Regions from separate parts of the Homo sapiens genome. Here region 2 is linked to region 1. The links are chromatin contacts, found by POLR2A ChIA-PET in ENCODE. All regions are on one chromosome and are shown on one strand. Each heading gives the region's core, a stretch centred on a gene start or an enhancer-like site at or near the end of the contact. The rest is flanking DNA. Distances are from core to core; before and after follow the strand shown.

The links. ChIA-PET counts read pairs that join two places held with the same protein, here RNA polymerase II (POLR2A).
Region 2: POLR2A ChIA-PET joins it to region 1 with 14 read pairs in activated CD8-positive, alpha-beta memory T cell. The contact joins the promoter of MAP3K6 here to the enhancer-like site in region 1. POLR2A ChIA-PET finds 5 or more read pairs at or near these places in 2 of 52 experiments (WTC11 and activated CD8-positive, alpha-beta memory T cell).

Annotation. Positions count from the first base shown.
Region 1 is chr1:26,049,782-26,056,540 of GRCh38, reverse strand. TRIM63 (tripartite motif containing 63) reads left to right here. Exons shown (of 9, transcript NM_032588.4): 8 at 2,577-2,648; 9 at 4,658-5,240. The coding sequence ends at 4,668. It overlaps LOC105376910 (a long non-coding RNA gene), which reads right to left. Exons shown (of 2, transcript XR_001737948.2): 1 at 6,496-6,759; 2 at 5,887-6,184. Among named protein-coding and RNA genes, the nearest start is that of SLC30A2, 7.0 kb to the right of the region's middle. RefSeq lists a silencer at 2,289-2,583. Within about 2 kb of position 4,025, at least 2 of the 41 ENCODE cell types and tissues checked have a DNase peak (open chromatin) inside an H3K27ac peak, as active enhancers do.
Region 2 is chr1:27,363,489-27,370,247 of GRCh38, reverse strand. It overlaps MAP3K6 (mitogen-activated protein kinase kinase kinase 6), which reads left to right and starts at 3,287. Exons shown (of 29, transcript NM_004672.5): 1 at 3,287-3,990; 2 at 5,336-5,475; 3 at 5,564-5,587; 4 at 5,854-6,044; 5 at 6,163-6,331; 6 at 6,700-6,759. The coding sequence starts at 3,651. It overlaps FCN3 (ficolin 3), which reads left to right. Exons shown (of 8, transcript NM_003665.4): 8 at 771-1,138. The coding sequence ends at 1,012. RefSeq lists enhancers at 2,421-3,362, 3,363-4,306 and silencers at 3,559-3,668, 3,699-3,918, 3,989-4,038, 4,629-4,698.

The DNA of each region.
Region 1 (6,759 bases), core at 2,776-5,275:
TTTTCTAATTTAAAAAGTCAGGTTAGAAGTGAGCCCTCTAATAATGACCAACTCATGGTGCTGTTGCAAAAAATCAGATATCAATGCAGAAAGGTCCTGTAGAGCCCTAAAGATGTACTAGTTATTGCCTAAAGGTAGTCTTAGCTTCAGTTTCTTAATGCTATCACCTATGATACCCAGGCACCTTAATTGATCAACATCATGTCCTCATTTCTGTTTATAATTACTCTTCCATAGAGTGCCTATAATAATTGTAACAATGCAACCGTAACAATAATAAGGGTGAAAATAACAAAGGAAATGAAGAAACTGAATGGAAGCAAATATGTTAATTTGCTAAAGGTCACACAGCTAAAAGGGAAACACAGCTAAAAGGCAACAGAGAAAGAGAGGGCAGATCCCACATTGCTGACTGTTGCGTTGGTCTGAGAGGTGGTGCTCCAATGACCAGCTGAGGTTGGGGGACAAGGGGATGATGAAGGAACAAGGAAGAACTGTAAATGGCTGGCGTGAGAAAGAGAAGAGCTTCTTGGCACCTCCTGTGTCGCTCTCCTACAAACCTTCAGTAGCTGGTGCTAAGTCTGTTTTCAGAGCCCCAGATATACCCCATTCATAGGTAAGGACAAAATACATCCCAAAGCAGAGACACCAATGGCCTTGGGGACATCCACTGCTGTAGTGAGCTGCTCCACTGTCAGCTTCCCTAAGCTAAGATATTCAAGAGTGGGTCAGCCAGGCACAGTGACTCACGTCTGTAATCTCAGCACTTTGGGGGTCCAAGGCAGGTGGATCACCTGAGGTCAGGAGTTCCAGACCAGCCTGACCAACACGGAGAAACCCCGTCTCTACTAAAAATACAAAATTAGCTGGGCATGGTGGTGCATGCCTGTAATCCCAGCTAACTCGGGAGGCTGAAGCAGCAGAATTGCTTGAATCCGGGAGGAGGAGGTTGCAGTGAGCTGTGATCACGCCATTGCACTCCAGCCTGGGCAACAGGAGTGAAACTCCATCTCAAAAAAAAAAAAAAAAGAAAGAAATAGATATTCAAGAGTGGGTCATACGGTGTGAACATAACATTGTGAAGTCCTGCACTGGCCTTCCTAATCTCCCTGAGCCTCAGTTTCTCCACAAGTAAAATGAGGAGAGTACCAACAGTCACCAGTTACTGAATATTCTGTATGTCCTAGGCGCTAAGCCCTTAACATAAGTTTTATCATTTAACACAACTTCATGGGATAGGTTCTGTTACCATCTCTATTTTGTAGTTGAGGGAACTTAAAGCTCAGAGAGGGTAAGCCACTTGTTCAAGGCCACACAGCTGGCAAGTAGCCTGTGCAGATTCTACTGAGGGCCATTTGGCTTGCAAAACTCTTGTGAGGATTTTATAAGACGATGCAGATTCAACACTGAGCACACTACTTGGCACATAGTAAGTACTCAGCAACTGCTATTAAATGTAGTCATTGTGACAATGATTAAACAACAGAACTCCCTGGGTTATACTCTGATATCAGTTACTTGGCTGGAATTTTGGTTGTCATTTTGGAGATACTATTTTTTTTTTTTTTTTTTGAGACGGAGTTTTGCTCTTGTCGCCCAGGTTGGAGTGCAATGGTGTGATCTCAGCTCACTGCAACGTTTGCCTCCTGGGTTCAAGAGATTCTCCTGCCTCAGCCTCCCAAGTAGCTGGGATTACAGGTGCATGCCACCACACCCAGCTAATTTTTTGTATTTTTAGTAGAGACAGGGTTTTACCATGTTGGCCAGGCAGGTCTTGAACTCCTGACCTCAGGTGATCTGACCGCCTCAGCCTCCCAAAGTGCTGGGATTACAGGTGTGAGCGACCAAGCCTGGCCTGAAGATACTCTTGACAAATGTTCTGATTCTGTGGTGACCCCTTCAGGGCCCCAAAAGGTTAAGGAGGTAGCTTGGGAGAGGAGCGGGGAAGGGAGATGTTCCCTGTTAAAGCTTGACGGTGACATCTCAGGATAAAAAAGTGGGGACATGAGTTGCAGCTCAGTCACTGTCCCTCTGGTGCTCAGCTTCAGGGAGCAGAGGTGGCTCCAGAAGTGCTTCCCCATCATGTCCACCCCTCCCCTCCACAGGCTAAGGAATGAGGAAAATGGGACAGTGGCTGCTGAACAAGCAGATCTCATAGGCTAAGTAGCTTCCTTCAAGACAAGGACTCTGATCCCTGAGGATCGAGGAGGTTTTTCCTCCTCAGGCAATGTTTATCTGCCTACCCGAGAGATGTGCAGAAGCACAGAGTGCGCTTCCTCAGAGTCCCCTCTCTGGTCACAGGCGAGCAGGTGATAGAAGCTGCTGTTGCTGGAGCAAGGAAGTGACTTGAGCCCAGCTCCCTGGGACGGAGTGCGGGGGATTGCAGGAGCAGGGCCTCTGTGCAGCGTGGGTCTGGCAAGCCCATCCCCTCCCAGACCACTGCCGCCGCTGTGTGGCCGTTTGACCCGACTGGGCACAGGAAGGGGTTTAGACCGTGCTCTCTCTTGCCTGGTTCCTCTTCAAGTAGCTCCTCAAGGAACCGGCCCCATCCTAACACAAATGTTTTTTTGTCACAGATGAGGAAGAGGAAGAATTCATTGAAGAAGAAGATCAGGAAGAGGAAGAGTCCACAGAAGGGAAGGAAGAAGGTAAGAAATTCATCTACCTCCATTCCTTCGTTCCTTCATTCATTCCACAACAATCTGAGGTGCCTACTGTATGTGAAGCACTGTGTTAGACATTGGCAATGACGCTCAGAACTGTCCCCAGCACGTGCTTTAACCCTACTGAGGGTAAAGTCCTGTTCTCTTTACCCTTAGAAAAGAAAAAAACCCCAAACTATTCATAATAAAATGCTCCCATTTCACATCTAAATGATCTTCTTAAATGGAAAGCAATATGGCACAGCAGAGGGAAAAGACAGGGGCTCATGAGCTAGGCTGGGCCCATTGAGGTGTTTTGTTTGGCCAGCACTGTGTTTAAATTAAAACAAACAAACAAACAAACAAAACTACTTGCTGGACAGGCACGGTGGCTCGAGCCTGTAATCCCAGCACTTGGGGAGGCCAAGGCCAGCCTGGCCAACATGGTGAAACCCTGTCTCTACTAAACATACAAAAAATTAGCTGAATTTGGTGGCAGGCGCCTGTAGTACCAGCTACTTAGGAGGCTGAGGCAGGAGAATCGCTTGAACCTGGGAGGTGGAGGTTGCAGTGAGCCGAGATCGTGCCACTGCACTCCAGCCTGGGTGACAAGAGTGAGACTCCATCTCAAAAAATAAATAAATAAATACTTGCTGGCTGGGTGTGGTGGTACGTGCCTATAATCCCAGCACTTTGGGAGGCTGAGGCGGGAGGATTGCTTGAGACCTGGAGTTTGGGACCAGCCTGGTCAACAGCAAGTCCTCGTCTTTACAAAAATAATTTAAAAATTAGCCAGGCATGGTGGTACATATCTGTAGTCCTAGCTACTCGGAAGGCTGAGGCTGGAGGATTGCTTGAGCCCAAGAGGTAGAGGCTGCAGTGAGCTATGATTGCGCCACTGCACTCTTGCCTTGGCAACAGAGGACACTACACTGTCTCTTAAAAGAAAAAATTAATTGCTAACATTTTTAAAATTAGGTTTTTTTTAAGGGTTAAGAAAAAGGAGATTTGAACTAAGAATCTGCATTTTCACCTTGTGAAAGTTTAGAAAAAGCAAACAATGCTGGACTTGAACTTCCTTGTAGTCCCAGAGTGCTGGCTCTGGGCAGTGGCTCTCCCCTTTAAAGGGGACACGCTGGCATGGTGGCTCACGCCTGTAATCCTAGCACTTTGGGAGGCCGAGGCAGGCGGATCACCTGAGGTCAGGAGTTTGACACCATCCTGGCCAACATGGTGAAACCCCGTCTCTACTAAAAATACAAAAATTAGCCAGGCGTGGTGACGGGCACCTGTAATCCCAGCTACTTGGGAGGCTGAGGCAGGAGAATCGCTAGAACCCCAGGGGGGCGGAGCTTGCAGTGAGCCGAGATCACGCCACTTCACTCCAGCCTGGGCAAAAGAGTGAAACTCCATCTCAAAAAAAAACAAAGAAAAGAAAAGAAAAATGGGACATGCCCTTGCCAGTTTGCCCAGCCCCACCACCACCAGTCCCGCTTGCTTCACTCATTCATGTTATCTGCTGGCTCCTTGTAGGCATCTGAGTTTGCCAGCCTGGCAGAGTTTGATTAGGAGCCTGGGTTCTGAATCACAGCAGCTCACAATTTCTCTGAGTCTTGGGCTACTCATCTGTGTATGGGGGTCTAACAGTACTGACGTCAAAAGGTTGTAGTGGGAAGTGAATAAGATAATCGTTTAGCACGGTGTCTGATGCATAGGAAGGACGTTTGCTAATTAGCACATGCTTGCAAATGTTATTTTTCAAACCACAGGTACTGAAACTAAATTCCAATCCAGTTGAAAACTATAGGTAGTCTTTTGGAGTTTTGTACTGATGTACAATCCATAATATTTGGGCAGCTAAATTCTATTTTGGTTTTAAAAGGAAGAGACCGGGAGGAATTGGAGTTTGATGTTTTATTCAAACTCCTGTTTGAATAAACAGTAGCTTGGTAAGCCTTGGATCCTCCTGAGTCCCTGTCTCACCCCTTGCCTCTGTATCTTTTTCTTCATTTCAGGACACCAGTAAGGAGCTGGATGAATGAGAGGCCCCCAGATGCAGAGAGACTGGAGAGGGTGGGGAGGGGCCCAGCGGCCTTGGTGACAGGCCCAGGGTGGGAGGGGTCGGGGCCCCTGGAGGGGCAATGGGGAGGTGATGTCTTCTCTCTGCTCAGAGAGCAGGGACTAGGGTAGGACCCTCACCGCTGCGTCCAGCAGACACTGAACCAGAATTGGAAACGTGCTTGAAACAATCACACAGGACACTTTTCTACATTGGTGCAAAATGGAATATTTTGTACATTTTTAAAATGTGATTTTTGTATATACTTGTATATGTATGCCAATTTGGTGCTTTTTGTAAAGGAACTTTTGTATAATAATGCCTGGTCGTTGGGTGACCTGCGATTGTCAGAAAGAGGGGAAGGAAGCCAGGTTGATACAGCTGCCCACTTCCTTTCCTGAGCAGGAGGATGGGGTAGCACTCACAGGGACGATGTGCTGTATTTCAGTGCCTATCCCAGACATACGGGGTGGTAACTGAGTTTGTGTTATATGTTGTTTTAATAAATGCACAATGCTCTCTTCCTGTTCTTCAAAGGAGCCGGGGTTTCATTCAGCCTTTTTTTCCTGGAGATGAGGGTTGAGTGTGAATGAACAGGACCCCTGGTAGGAGGCAATGGCAGGGCTAGGCTTAGGTCCCAGTAAAGGAGTTCTCGACACCACCATTTCCCAATGTGGACTCCATGGAAAGCCAGCCCTGAGCTGGTCCTTCAAGAACAGGTTCAATGTGTTGTTGCTCTGGTTCTCCAGAAAACAGAGCCTGAGGCAAAATTTAAATGCTTTAGTTGCAGGTTATAGGGACTTCCCCGTGCTCACTGAAGGCTCACTGAAGGCTCACTGAAAATCATCAAGAAGAGGCAGATTAAGGCTGGGCAGGTGCAGTGGTTCATGCCTGTAATCCCAGCACTTTGGGAGGACAAGGAGGGCAGATCATCTGAGGTCAGGAGTTCCAGACCAGCCCGACCAACATGGTGAAGCCCCGTCTCTACTAAAAATACAAAATTAGTTGGGCGTGGTGGCGCATGCCTGCAATCCTAGCTACTTGGGAGGCTGAGGCATGAGAATTGCTTGAACCCAGGAGGCGGAGGTTGTAGTGAGCCAAGATCGCACCACTGCACTCCAGCCTGGGCAACAAGAGTGAAACTCCGTCTCAAAAAAAAAAAAAAAAAAAAAAGAGGCAGATTAATAGGAGAAAAGGCAAACAAATACACAAATTTATTTGACCATGGTTTTATGAGATACAAGAACCTTCAGAATGAACACCCAAAGATACAGGAGAAACTGTCCATTTTTAGGCTTCAGTTCAACAAAGTATGGATGGCCGTGTAGAAATACGGTTGGACAAAAGAGCCTGATCTAATGCTGATAGACTGAGTGGGGAACCCAGCGAGGCCTGTCTGTCAAGATTCTTTTCGGCCTCTCTGCGCAGCATTCCTTCCTTCCTCATATGGCGCAGGACTCTCTCTGGATGGGGGTCTTCTGACCTACAATCAGACAAAGGTCAAATAATTTCCTATGGCCAATTTTACACAGAAAGAAAGAGGAAAGTTAGAGTAATATTTTTAGGTTTTAGGGCAGGCTTTTGGTGAAGAGGGATTGTAGTTTTTATAGCTAGCCTTGGGGGAGAATAAGGGACCAGAGACAGGAGGGCAGGAGAAGGTCAGAGAGAAATGTTTGCTTCCGAGGGAGGCCTTCATTTCGGGGTATTGTTTTCTGAGACCCTATGAGGCACACTCCCAAGGCCAACAGAGGGAAGGAAAATGGAAGCGAGGCAGGCAAGGAGGGAAGCAAGTACAAGGTGTCACGTGGCTGAGCTGGCCACAGCTTCACCAAAGACTGGGCTGGCTGCTTAGTCATGTGAGATGTTTCCAGCAGGCCATAAAGAACAGAACATGATTCAAAGTCCTTCATCTAGAGAAGAAAAAAAAAAAGAAATGTGTCTGCTGGCTCCTTCCTGTCTCCCGCCTCCCATACTGTTCATTCCACCTTGACTTCAGGTGGTGCAGGTGCAGGGGCAGCAAGGTCACCTGCCCCATTGGGTGGTACTTCAGCTGAGTCT
Region 2 (6,759 bases), core at 2,038-4,537, 1.3 Mb before region 1:
AACTTGAGGTCAGGAGTTCAAACCCAACCTGGCCAACATGGTGAAACCCCGTCTCTACTAAAAATACAAAAAAATTAGCCGGGCGTGGTGGAGGGTGCCTGTAATCCCAGCTACTCGGGAGGCTGAGGCAGGAGAATCACTTAAATCTGGGAGGCAGAGGTTGCAGCGAGCCAAGAGAGTGTCACTGCACTCTAGCCTGGGCGACAGAGCGAGACTCCATCTCAGAAAAAAAAAAAAAGGCGGGGGGAGCGCAGGGAGGCAAGGAGGAAGTTTTGGGTGCCGCCTGAGGCTCTGTTGAGTGTTAGTGTTCTCTGCTTTGGAAGAGGAACCACGGAAGTCTTCTTTCAGAGAAACAGTGACTATTGGGGAGAGATTTAAAAGAGGGAAGTGGTTATGAGGGAGTGCCTCAGGGAACCACCTTTCCTGGCCAGGCACCTAAGAGGTTCCTCCCAGCTTTTCCTAGCAGAGTTGCTCAGACTGGATGGGAGCTGAGAGAAGACAAAGGAGCTAGAGGGGGGCCGGGGATTCTGGAGGGGGTAAGACAGGGGGAAAAGCTGGGAGCTTTGGAGCCAGACAGTCCCGAGTTCAAGTCCTGCCGCTGCTTCAACCAGCCGAGTAACCCTGCGCAAACAACCTGGCCCCTTGGTGTTGCTCGTGGGGCCTGATAAAATTCAACTCTTAGTTGCTCTGAGACTCCCATGGCATTATATCTCCAAAGGTGCCAGGCGTGGTGCTGGGCACCAAGGTGCTTTCCATCCCTTCCCTGCTAGGGGATTCCCTGAGCCTCCACAGTGGGAGGCCCTTTACCACCTATGACGCTGACCACGATTCAAGCAACAGCAACTGTGCAGTGATTGTCCACGGTGCCTGGTGGTATGCATCCTGTTACCGATCAAATCTCAATGGTCGCTATGCAGTGTCTGAGGCTGCCGCCCACAAATATGGCATTGACTGGGCCTCAGGCCGTGGTGTGGGCCACCCCTACCGCAGGGTTCGGATGATGCTTCGATAGGGCACTCTGGCAGCCAGTGCCCTTATCTCTCCTGTACAGCTTCCGGATCGTCAGCCACCTTGCCTTTGCCAACCACCTCTGCTTGCCTGTCCACATTTAAAAATAAAATCATTTTAGCCCTTTCAAGACTCTTCCAGTTACTGGGAAAAAACCCTAGAGGGCAGAGCAGGGACACAAGTTTCAGCTCCATTCAGGGAAGAATTTCCTTCCAGTCAGGAAGATGGAAAGGACAGCCTCTAAAGTAGTGAGGCTTCTGTCTCTGGAGGTGTGCAAGACAAGGCCAGAGGGGCATATAGTGGAAGGACTGGAGGAGATTCAAGCATCCATTGACAATTTCCTGAGGCTCTCTGGGTCCTGCAAGTGGATGGCTTTGTGGCAGGAATTGCACAATTGCACAGCTTTTTTGTTTGTTTGTTTGTTTGTTTGTTTTTGAGACGCAGTCTCGCTCTGTCGCCCAGGCTGGAGTGCAGTGGCACCATCCTGGCTCACTGCAAGCTCTGCCTCCCAGGTTCACGCCATTCTCCTGCCTCAGCCTCCCGAGTAGCTGGAACTACAGGCACCCGTTACCACGCCCGGCGAATTTTTTGTATTTTTAGTAGAGACGGGGTTTCATCATGTTAGCCAGGATGGTCTCAATCTCCTGACCTCATGATCTGCCCTCCTCGGCCTCCCAAAGTGCTGGGATTACAGGTGTGAGCCACTGCGCCCGGCCGCTTTTTTTTTTTTTTTTTTTTTGAGATGGAGTCTTGCTCTGTCGCCCTGCCCAGGCTGGAGTGCAATGAGCCAGAGGGGCATACAGTGGAAGGATTAGAGGAGATCCAAGCATCCATTGACAATTTCCCGAGGCCCTCTGGGTCCTGCAAGTGGATGGCTTTGTGGCAGGAATTGCACAATTGCATAGCTTTTTTTTTTTTTGAGATGGAGTCTTGCTCTGTCGCCCCGCCCAGGCTGGAGTGCAATGGCACGATCTCCACTCACCGCAACCTCCATCTCCCAGGTTCAAGTGATTCTCCTGCCTCAGCTCCCAAGTAGCTGGGATCACAGGCAGGTGCCACCACACCCAGCTACTTTTTTTTGTATTTTTAGTAGAGACGGGGTTTCACCATGTTGGCCAGGCTGGTCTCGAACTCCTGACCTCGTGATCCACTCATCTTGGCCTCCCAAAGTGGGATTACAGGCATGAGCCACCGCCCTGGCTGGGAATTGCACAGCTTTCTCAGCCTGTCGGTTGCCCATGCCTGTCCTTTGTAAGTTGTCTGTTTTCCACTCCAGCCTCTGTTGCAGGCCAAGTTCTCAAACTCTACCACTTCCTGCCTATCTCATTGGGTGTCAGTTCGAATCCAAGGTCAAACCAAGGAAGGTACCTTTTTCTTCCACAAGGCAACAGGGCAATGAAACAGCCATTGAGTAGCATTTAAGCAGTTTATTTGCCCAAAGCCACATTCTAGTAAGTGGCAGAATTAAATAGTTAAGAGTCTGACAGGCGGTCCTGGGTTTGCACCCTGCTGTCATGTGCTGAGTGATCCTGGACAAGTTATTCAACTTAAGTCCCCAGTTCTTGGTTTCAGGGTCCACTGAGGCTTCTACCAGGTTGCTGCCTCACTCATTAATTCACACAAGAAAGTTGGGGACTCTTGGGGATTTGAAGCTGAGAAGCTGCTGTAGTGCAAAGGGCTGGGGTTGACTCCTTCAAGGGGTGGCTAAAGAAATGTTTAGAGTTGTTTAGAGTAGGAAGTGCTTCTCAGGTCCCATGGCCACGTTCTGCCTAGAAGTCAAAGGTCAGCGGGGGTCCACAGCAGGTTGGGTCCTGGGGAAAGCAGCCCCCTAGTGACAGTTAAGGCTCAGATGCCAAGTCCCACTCCAGGACTGAAGGCTTTCGGGCAAGCGGCCTAGGGTGTAGGTTTCCCCCATCCCAGTCCCTCCCTGCCTGCGCTCACTGGGCCCGGGAGGACACCCATTGTTCATCATGCTCTGCGCACCCTGATGTCTCTAGAGAGCCATTCATTCAACAGATACCTGCAGAGCAGGGCCTGCATATCGAACCTTTTCCCTAGCCCTGGCCTCCTCACACATTTTATGTGCACTTGCTGTGAGCAGTCCACAGTCTTTGGCGTGCACAGGGGCACAGGCTGTTCCGGAAGCCGCCAGTCTCCAAAGTTCTGGCGGGAGAGAAGGGAGGGGAGAGGCTGAGTCTCAAGCCGCTAGGGAGCGGCTCTGCCCCAGGGCCGAGGGTGGAGCTTTCTGGGTCGGCCGGGAAAGGGCTGGGCTTAGCCTACAAGTGAAGGCAGGGCAGCGTTGGCGGGCGCTCCCTTGAGAAGTCCAGGTGGCGGGCACCTCCGAGCCGATTCCCAGGATCCCCCAAGTGGCTCTGAGCTGCCGATCACCGGATGCCCCAGATTCCTGGGACCCAATCCCGGATTTCAGAACCTCAGGACCTTGCAAGTCCGAGCTAGGATTTCTCCCTGGACTTTAGATTCCTGGAACGGGACGTCAGGCCGTATTCCGGATCCCTAGATCCCGTGGGAGATTCTCCGATTCCGAACGGATTCCAGATCCCAAGATTCCTGATCTGCCGGCCCAGGCTCCTGCCCCGCCCCCGGTTCCCAGTGCGCGGCGCCCCGCGCCTGAGCGCCCCCGCATGGCGGGGCCGTGTCCCCGGTCCGGGGCGGAGCGCGCCGGCAGCTGCTGGCAGGACCCGCTGGCCGTGGCGCTGAGCCGGGGCCGGCAGCTCGCGGCGCCCCCGGGCCGGGGCTGCGCGCGGAGCCGGCCGCTCAGCGTGGTCTACGTGCTGACCCGGGAGCCGCAGCCCGGGCTCGAGCCTCGGGAGGGAACCGAGGCGGAGCCGCTGCCCCTGCGCTGCCTGCGCGAGGCTTGCGCGCAGGTCCCCCGGCCGCGGCCGCCCCCGCAGCTGCGCAGCCTGCCCTTCGGGACGCTGGAGCTAGGCGACACCGCGGCTCTGGATGCCTTCTACAACGCGGGTGAGAGCGCTGGGGGCGGGGCCGGATCCGGGCGGGACTCAGGGTCCTGGGAGGGGACCAAGCCGGGCTCGAAGGCTCAAGGGAGGGGCCGAGAGGGGTACCGGGTCTAGGGGACTTAAAGTGAGCTAAAGCTGAAGGGCTTGGGACAGGGCCGTGAAAAAAGTGGGATTTAGGGGATCTGGGGCGCGGCCGGGCTCGGGACGAGACAGGGATCCGGGCGCGGCTCTAGGGCTCGAGGTTGGGGCTTAGGCACCCTTCAGTCGGAGCGGTGCCCAGCCAGCGGGGCAAGGATGGGGAGGGGCTTTGGAACTCTGGGGCGGGGCGGGGAGCGGCGCGGGGCTGTGGTGTCTCAGGGGTGGGGTTGGAGAACTCAGCCTCACCCTCAGGAGAATGTCACGCGGATCTCTTGAGGACAATTACTGGGAGAGGAGCTTGGACTTAGGGAAAGGGGCCGGGAGGCTGGAGTTCAGGAGTCCTAGCATACTATTTCCAAGGATCGGGCTAGGAGAGGCAAAAAGAGAAGCGAAGGGGCCCGACGGGACTGGATACTGGGTGAGGGAGCTTAGGTTAAGTGGCCTCAGCGGCCCAGAAAGAATGGGCGGGGAAGGGGCGGGGAAGTGGGCGGGAAAGGATGGCTCAGGGGCGGGGCCAGAAGGAGGCTATTCCCCCGCGAGTCACTCCTCCCTCCAGCCAGCCCGGATGCTCGGCCCCCATACTTACTTGCTTATGCTAGAGTCCAGTAGCTGTGCTTCCTGGATGTCCATGAAATCGTAGCCTAAAATGAAGGCTGACCCGACCACTCGGACACAAAGATACAATTATCGACAGACACAAATCGCATACATGTTGACTCATGCAGGCCCTAGCAGACGCTGTCACACACACAGATACAGTCAGACATAGTAAGCTATACATGTCACAGATATACACATACATACATTTAGGCACAGCGTTGTCTATGCACACTGATGGTAGCCCCTTTCAAGAGCCTGTGCTGAAGACCAAAGGGAGGGGACTTCTATGTTTGCGCAACTCCCACCTCCTAAATGGCCCGTAACAGACTCAACTGGTCCACAGCCTCCCTTCCCCCATGCCAGGTGCTCACAGGCTCTGAACCGTGGCCTGAGGGTCCCAACCCAGTGAGCCCAACTCCTCTCCTGCAACACTACAGAGATCAGTTCTGTGAAAGTGCCAGGGGAACCCTAAAAAGGGCCGACTGAAGCCCAAAGCAGAACCAGACCCTACTGGAGTCCCACAGCAAGGCAGGTCAAGCCAGGATGGACCCCGGCTCCTTCCCCATCAAGCTGGGCTTCAGGGATCAGCGCCACCCCCTCTGTGCCTGCAGATGTGGTGGTGCTGGAGGTGAGCAGCTCGCTGGTACAGCCCTCCCTGTTCTACCACCTTGGTGTGCGTGAGAGCTTCAGCATGACCAACAATGTGCTCCTCTGCTCCCAGGCCGACCTCCCTGACCTGCAGGCCCTGCGGGTAGGTGGCCTGGGGCTGGTGGAGGCAGGCACAGGGCTGGGGTAAGGCCTACACAGAACACCAGTATCTGACTGTCTGCCTCCTGCAGGAGGATGTTTTCCAGAAGAACTCGGTGAGCAGAATCCACCTCTCACTCAAAAGTGCCCTTTGACTTCCGCTATGACCTCTGACCTCCACTAATCCCCCTGGCCTCCTCAGTCACCTAACCCCCCACTGACATCCCAAGTATTCCTCTGTTTCCTGTTGCCTCCTCTCATGACGGGTGCCCCTTTCCTGCGATTCCAATTCCCACTGATGCTGACCTTTGATGCTCTCACTCCCCTTGTCTAGCCCTGTGCTGACCTCTGACCTCACTGATTCCTGCCTCCCTCCCACCAGGATTGCGTTGGCAGCTACACACTGATCCCCTATGTGGTGACGGCCACTGGTCGGGTGCTGTGTGGTGATGCAGGCCTTCTGCGGGGCCTGGCTGATGGGCTGGTACAGGCTGGAGTGGGGACCGAGGCCCTGCTCACTCCCCTGGTGGGCCGGCTTGCCCGCCTGCTGGAGGCCACACCCACAGACTCTTGGTAATGAAGGCCCCCAGGGAGGGTGCTCCAGGAGGGGGCTGGTGAGGGTATGGTGGGCTGGGGCTGAGGTACAGGCCCCACCATTCTCTCTCCCTGCCTCCCCTACCCTGGGCATCAGTGGCTATTTCCGGGAGACCATTCGGCGGGACATCCGGCAGGCGCGGGAGCGGTTCAGTGGGCCACAGCTGCGGCAGGAGCTGGCTCGCCTGCAGCGGAGACTGGACAGCGTGGAGCTGCTGAGCCCCGACATCATCATGAACTTGCTGCTCTCCTACCGCGATGTGCAGGTGCGTGGTGTTCAGAGAGGCAGTAGGGCAGCTGGCATTTGAGGTCAGACAAACCCAAGTTCAGTTCCTGGCTGGGCCACTTGCTCACTGGTGGCTTTGGGCAAATTATCCAATGTCTCTGAGTGTTGGCCTCCTTATTTGTTAGAGAGGATGAGCATGTCGCTGCCTCCTGGGGCAGTTGTGGGGTTGGGAACGCCCAGCATGGGGCATACAGTAGGTTCTCCCTGTGAGGTGTGTCCGCTGGGCCTGAGGGAGGCGTGCAGAAGATGGTGGCTGGGTGGGATGTCAGGAGTGGGACAGGACCCTGGCTCAAGGTTCCTTGGGGCCTGGAGGCCCATGATGCCAGTGCTTGCCGTTCCCTGATGCAGGACTACTCGGCCATCATTGAGCTGGTGGAGACGCTGCAGGCCTTGCCCACCTGTGATGTG